2 separate regions of the Homo sapiens genome follow, and region 1 is linked to region 2. Evidence: read pairs that join two places in POLR2A ChIA-PET (ENCODE). Cell type or tissue: OCI-LY7. All regions are shown on one strand. Each heading gives the region's core, and the rest is flanking DNA. Links, peaks and the distances in the headings are about the cores only.

Evidence for each region. Peaks named below come from ENCODE experiments on the same cell type or tissue, not always from the same donor. Only the 100,000 strongest peaks of a DNase experiment are listed, where the experiment ranks them.
Region 1: POLR2A ChIA-PET joins it to region 2 with 5 read pairs; 1 of 35 experiments calls an interaction of 5 or more read pairs at or near these places.

What each region holds. Positions count from the first base shown.
Region 1 is chr7:77,741,574-77,744,496 of GRCh38, forward strand. All of the region lies in intron 2 of RSBN1L (round spermatid basic protein 1 like), which reads left to right. Among named protein-coding and RNA genes, the nearest start is that of RSBN1L, 47 kb to the left of the region's middle. In OCI-LY7, for the core only: no CTCF peak of the experiment used is centred there; no DNase peak of the experiment used is centred there; H3K27ac peaks cover 655 bases.
Region 2 is chr7:76,107,855-76,110,777 of GRCh38, forward strand. It overlaps the pseudogene GTF2IP7. Among named protein-coding and RNA genes, the nearest start is that of MDH2, 61 kb to the left of the region's middle. In OCI-LY7, for the core only: no CTCF peak of the experiment used is centred there; a DNase peak (open chromatin) is centred at 1,277.

The DNA.
Region 1 (2,923 bases), core at 126-2,625, 1.6 Mb after region 2:
CCCAGCTACTCGGGAGGCTGAGGCAGGAGAATGGTGTGAACCCGGGAGGTGGAGCTTGCAGTGAGCCAAGATCGTGCCACTGCACTCCAACCTGAGTGACAGAGCAAGACTCGGTCTCAAAAAAAAAAAAAAAGAAAAGAAAAGAATTATAGATTTAATGTGGACTTTAAATACTCTTTAGTGTAGGAGAAGCAAATTGGTATTTAAAATGGCCTTTTTCCTTATTTTAAAATTTTCTGCATACATATCTACTGCATTTCATATGTAGAGATAGGAAATGAGCGAGAGATTACATAAAGCTCTTAATCTATCTGGTGAATGCTAGTACCCCAGTTTGGTTTCATGTAAAGAATGCATTTTGCCTGTGTCCACTGGGATTCCTAAGGCTACTCCCAGGGCCTGTGATTTGCTGAAAGGATTCACAGGACTCAGCATATGGTTGTACTTATGGCTATGATTTGTTATAGTGAAGGAGGACAGGCATGGTGGCTCACAGCTCTTATCCCAGCATTTTGGGGAGCTGGGGCCGGAGGATTGCTTGAGCCTGGGAGTACGAGACCAGCCTGGGCAACGTGGCAAGAACCCATCTTTAAAAAAAAAAAAAAAAATACACACACACACACACACACACACACACACACACACGGCAAGAATCCATCTTTAAAAAAATATACAGACACACAGTGAAAGGATACAAAGTAAAATCAACAAGAAAAATAGCACTTGGTGCAATTTCTGAAAGAAACTAGGCACAAGTTTCTGAGAGTCCTTTCCCAATGTTGTCACATGTGATGTGCTTAATTCTTGCAGTGGTGAATTGTGACAACACATGTGAAATCTTGTCTGCCAGAGAAGCTCATTAAAAACTCAGTGCCCAGGGTTTTTCTTGGACATTGGTCATATAGGCACCATTTGCCTACCACAAACTAAAATTCCAGACTCCCAGAAGGAAAACAAGTGTTCAGCAAAACCATGTTGTTTAGGCCTGGTGTGGTGGCTCACACCTGTAATCCCAGCACTTTGGGAGGCCGAGGCACGCAGATCACTTGAGGTCAGGAGTTTGAGACCAGCCTGGCCAACGTGGTGAAACCCCGATTCCACTAAAAATACAAAATTAGCCAGGCGTGGTGGTGCATGCCTGTAATTCCAGCTACTCAGTTGGCCGAGGCAGGAGAATCGCTTGAACCCAGGAGGCGGCGGAAGTTGCTGTGAGCCGATTGCACGATTGCACTGCACCCTGGGCGACAGAGTGAGACCCTGTCTTAAACAACAACAACAACAACGAACTATATTGTTTGCACAGTTTTGGCACAGTGAAGACTCTTACTTATGGAATGGGGGGAACCCTCCAAAAATAAGAGTTCCTAGATGCTAGCCGAGAGTCAGCCTTGCAAACAGGACTGAGAATAACAGTCTCAGGCATATTATCTCTTCTGCATACAGTGCTCATTTCAGTATTTAATTACAGAATAGTTTTCCATGGGAATTTTTTTTTTTCGAGACAAGGTCTTACTCTGTTGCCAGTATGGAGTACAGTGGTGTGATCACAGGCCACTGCAGCCTTTACCTCCCCAGGCTCAGGTGATCCTTCTGCCTCAGCCTCCTGAGTAGCTGGGAATACAGGTATTTGCCACCACACTCAGCTAATTTTTGTATTTTTTGTAGAGACAGTGTCTTGCTTTGTTTCCCAGGCTGCTCTGCTGTGAGAATTTAACTCCTTGATGCTCAGTCTAAGAATCTCTTGGCCAGGTGCAGTGGCTCATGCCTGTAATCCCAGCACTTTGGGAGGCCGAGACGGGTGGATAATCTGAGGTCAGGAGTTTGAGACCAGCCTGCGCAACATAGTGAGACCTTGTCTCTATTAAAAAAATAAATAAATAAGTTGGTTTTGTTTTTTTTTTTTTCTAAAGGAATCTCTTAACTGATTTCTTATTGGTTTGCATTTTTCAGTTCCTGTTATAGTACCTTTTGGTTTATCTTCATGCCTATGAAATAGACTAAGTGTTGTCTCTGTTCTATTTCAAACTAATGTGTTCTCCTGGTAATATTTTCTGATTTAACCTTTTTTGGTGTTAGGCATAAGTGTAGGATATTAAATATACTTTCACTCAAATGAAGTTTTATTCATTTTGGCAACAATTGCGTAATTTATGCAGTTCTACATATATTTTCAGTTGTATTTAGGAATGTCATTAATCACACCTTTGCCCTTTAAGCTTTGTTAAATTCTATTTTTTATTGCATTACTGCCTTCTTTCCCTGATTTTTTTTGATTGTTTCATCTTTCATTTTGGTTAGTCCCCTGTTTCACTTATTTTTATTTCATTTTTTTTGTAGAGATGAGGTCTCTCTATGTTCCCCAAGCTGATCTCGAACTCCTGGCCTCAAGTGATCCTCCTGCCTTGGCCTCCCAAAGTGTTGGGATTACAGGCATCAGCCACCATGTCTGGACTGTTTTACTTTTTACATTTATTTTTATTTTATTTTTTTCTCTGTTGCCTTGGCTGGGGTGCAGTGGCATGATCATGGCTCACAGCATCCTCAACCTACTGTGCTCAAGCCATCCTCCTGCCTCAGCCTCCTGAGTAGCTGGGACTACGGGCATGTACCAACATGCCCAGCTAATTAAAAAAAAAAGATTTTGTAGAGACAGGGTCTCACCATGTTGCCTACACTGGTCTGGAACTGCTGTGTGCAAGTGATCCTCCTGCCTTGCCCTCCCAACATGCTGGGATTACAGGTGTGAGCCACCATGCCTGGCCTACTGTTTGACTTTTTTTTAAAAATTAATTTTGTCCTTAAGATACTAATTAACCTAAATATGATATTTTGATAGTTCATACCTAGGTGGCAAGTCTGAATTTGATAACGTTATTCAAGTGTGTGTCTTAGCTGCTTAGAGATAGACTTTTTTTTTGAGGGG
Region 2 (2,923 bases), core at 322-2,821:
TGGCGCAATCTCGGCTCACTGCAACCTCCGCCTCCTGGATTCAAGCCATTCTCGTGCCTTAGCCTCCCAAACAGCTGGGATCACAGGCCTGCGCCACCATGCCTGGCTAATTTTTGTATTTTTAGTAGAGACGGGGTTTTACCATGTTGTCCAGGCTACTCTTGAACTCCCAGCCTCAAGTGATCCACCCACCTCAGCCTCCCATAGTGCTGGGATTACAGGTATGAGCCACCAGGCCCAGCCGACATCCCCTGCCTTGATACAGATATTCACAGCTTCCTGCTTGAGGAAATGTTAATGGACCAAGAACACAGTCCCCCTATTCCTTGGAGATTTCAGAGATTGAAAACAATCTCAAACACCAAACACAACTTACCAAAAGCTGCCTTGAGGGAGATGGATAGGTGAGGTCACCACATTCCTCGTCTTTCTGACACCACAGAGAAGCTTCCACTCTAAGGAAGCAGAAACATGAGCTGTTGCTTTCTCTTAAGGTTTGAAACTCAGGTGCCTTATTTCCCCCAATGTATTCTTCCATTAGTAGGTAGTAAGTATAAAGCAAAACAAAATAAGCAACTACCTGATCCTCTTTTGAATGGCAAGATCTTTCTTCTCATCATCAGTGAGCCGAGATCGTGCCACCACACTCCAGCCTGGGCAACAGAGCAAGACTCCTTCTCAAAAAAATAACAAGTCAGTGGATGTCATCTTTCCTCATTCCTCCCAGGGGTGCGCATTTTTCAGCATTCCCCAGTCACATCTTTCACTAGCATTGGATTGATGACATTTCCCATAGCACCCAGTCTTCCAGGCTCACTGGGGTTCTGGACAGAACGCATATTTACAGAGATGAGTCATGATGTACTTTTCAATCTGATCCATTATCTTCTCAACCCTTTCTGGAGGCACTGAAATAGCCAAACAGACAGAAAAGCTCAAGAGAGTATATATACTCCTTGTACCGGTAGTAAGTAAGCCACTCCTTGTACTGGCAGTAAGCCTAAAAGTACTCACAGATTATATTAATCCTTCAGGAGAGTAAAATCTATCCATTAATATTATTTCCAATATCCACTGTTGCAGGATTTTTCCTTAGTTCAGCTAAAGATGGGGTCCTTGTCCGTCTCAAGGCCACAAAAATTTAGGCTCGCAGACGGTTTGAATAGTGAGTAAGACAGGGTTTTATTGGGACTCTCACAAGGCCAGAGTCCCTGCTAGAGTGCTTTCCGCCAGCAGCTAGAATACTGGGTTTTACACAGTAAGAAGACGTGCCAGGCTCCTCCCCACTATCAACAGTGCAAACATCCTGAAGTTCCACCCCAGTGCACAGGCCGGTTGGAGTTTTTCCGGGGAGCTCCACCCCACTGCACAGGCCGGTTGGAGTTTTTCCGGGGACCCCTTCCTACCTAGCAGTCTCACCATGACCATCTCATTCTTTTTGCTACATCTACATATTATTAAATAGATTTAATGCATGTTTTGATAATTTACGTATTTTATGGACACTTCTATTTATCTAACCCACTGAACATTTTTGGTGGCTTTATAACATTCCATTATATTAACTGACTTATTCGACTCTCCTCTACCACTGTGCATTTAGGTTGATTCCCCTCTTTCACTGTTGTGCATCATAGCTATAAATAATTTTGTAAGGACTATCTTCTTTTGGGTTACTTCTCTGTGATACATCTCCAAAAGTGGCATTAACCTCTTAATAAGAATAAACAACTTTATAGTGCTAAGTATCTATTGCTAGCCACACTCCTCAGAAACTCAGTGCACACTGTCATTAACCACGTGTATGCGCTTATTTCCCTATGGCCCTTACAACATTGGGCTTGATAATTTGTATTTGATTTTACTGATTTTATATGTAGAACATACGTATGTATTCCTCACTTTCTGCCAAAGAATATTTAAAGTCTATTTAAAAGATAAATGCAGTTCAGCACAACAGACTAGAAAATAAAAAGAATAACAAATAACTGTAATCCCAGTGCTCTGGAAGGCTGCAGCTAGAGGATCGATTGAGCCTAGGAGTTCAAGACCAGCCTGGGCAACATAGTGAGACCCCACCTCCAGTAAAGACAGATAGATAGATAGATAGAGAGAGAGAGAGAGATACATAGATAGACAGACAGATTATGATAGATATTTTAAAAATTCTTTAAAAACTTTAGGCTGGGTGTGGTGGCTCACGCCTGTAATCCCAACACTTTGGGAGGCCAAGGCGGGCAGATCACAAGGTCAGGAGATCGAGACCATCCTGGCTAACATGGTGAAACTCCGTCTATATTAAAAATACAAAAACAAAATTATCTGGGCGTGGTGGCTGGCGCCTGTAGTCCCAGCTACTCAGGAGGCTGAGGCAGGAGAATGGTGTGAACCTGGGAGGCGGAGCTTGCAGTGAGCCGAGACTGCACCACTGCACTCCAGCCTGGGCAACAGAGTGAGACTCCACATCAAAAAAAAAAAAAAAAAAAAATCACACATGGAGAGAGACCTGAAGCAGAGCCACAGATGACAAGACAGAAATGTTCTCCTGGAATATGTCTAAATTAGTCAAGAGTCAGCCCATACATCTGTCTCTAACTAAACTTTTTAGCAACCATCACTAAGATGAAAACAGTCACATAATTCAGGGTTCAAAACATGAAAGCAAACTAATTCTTCAGGTGAAATTCTGACACCAAAATCAGAAATTTCTCCCAAGGGTTCTCACAAGGATGTCACAGTAGAAGAGCATGAATAAGGCCAAGAACAAACCCCCAGAACTGGCTGTCTCAGACCTCATCTACACAGGCCACTGACATCACACGCCAAGCGCCAATACATCCTGTGGAAGCCCACAGCAGTCTGACCGTCTGGCTTAACTCTAAAAGGATGGCAGGACACTTGGGGTCAGAGGCAGTCACCTCAT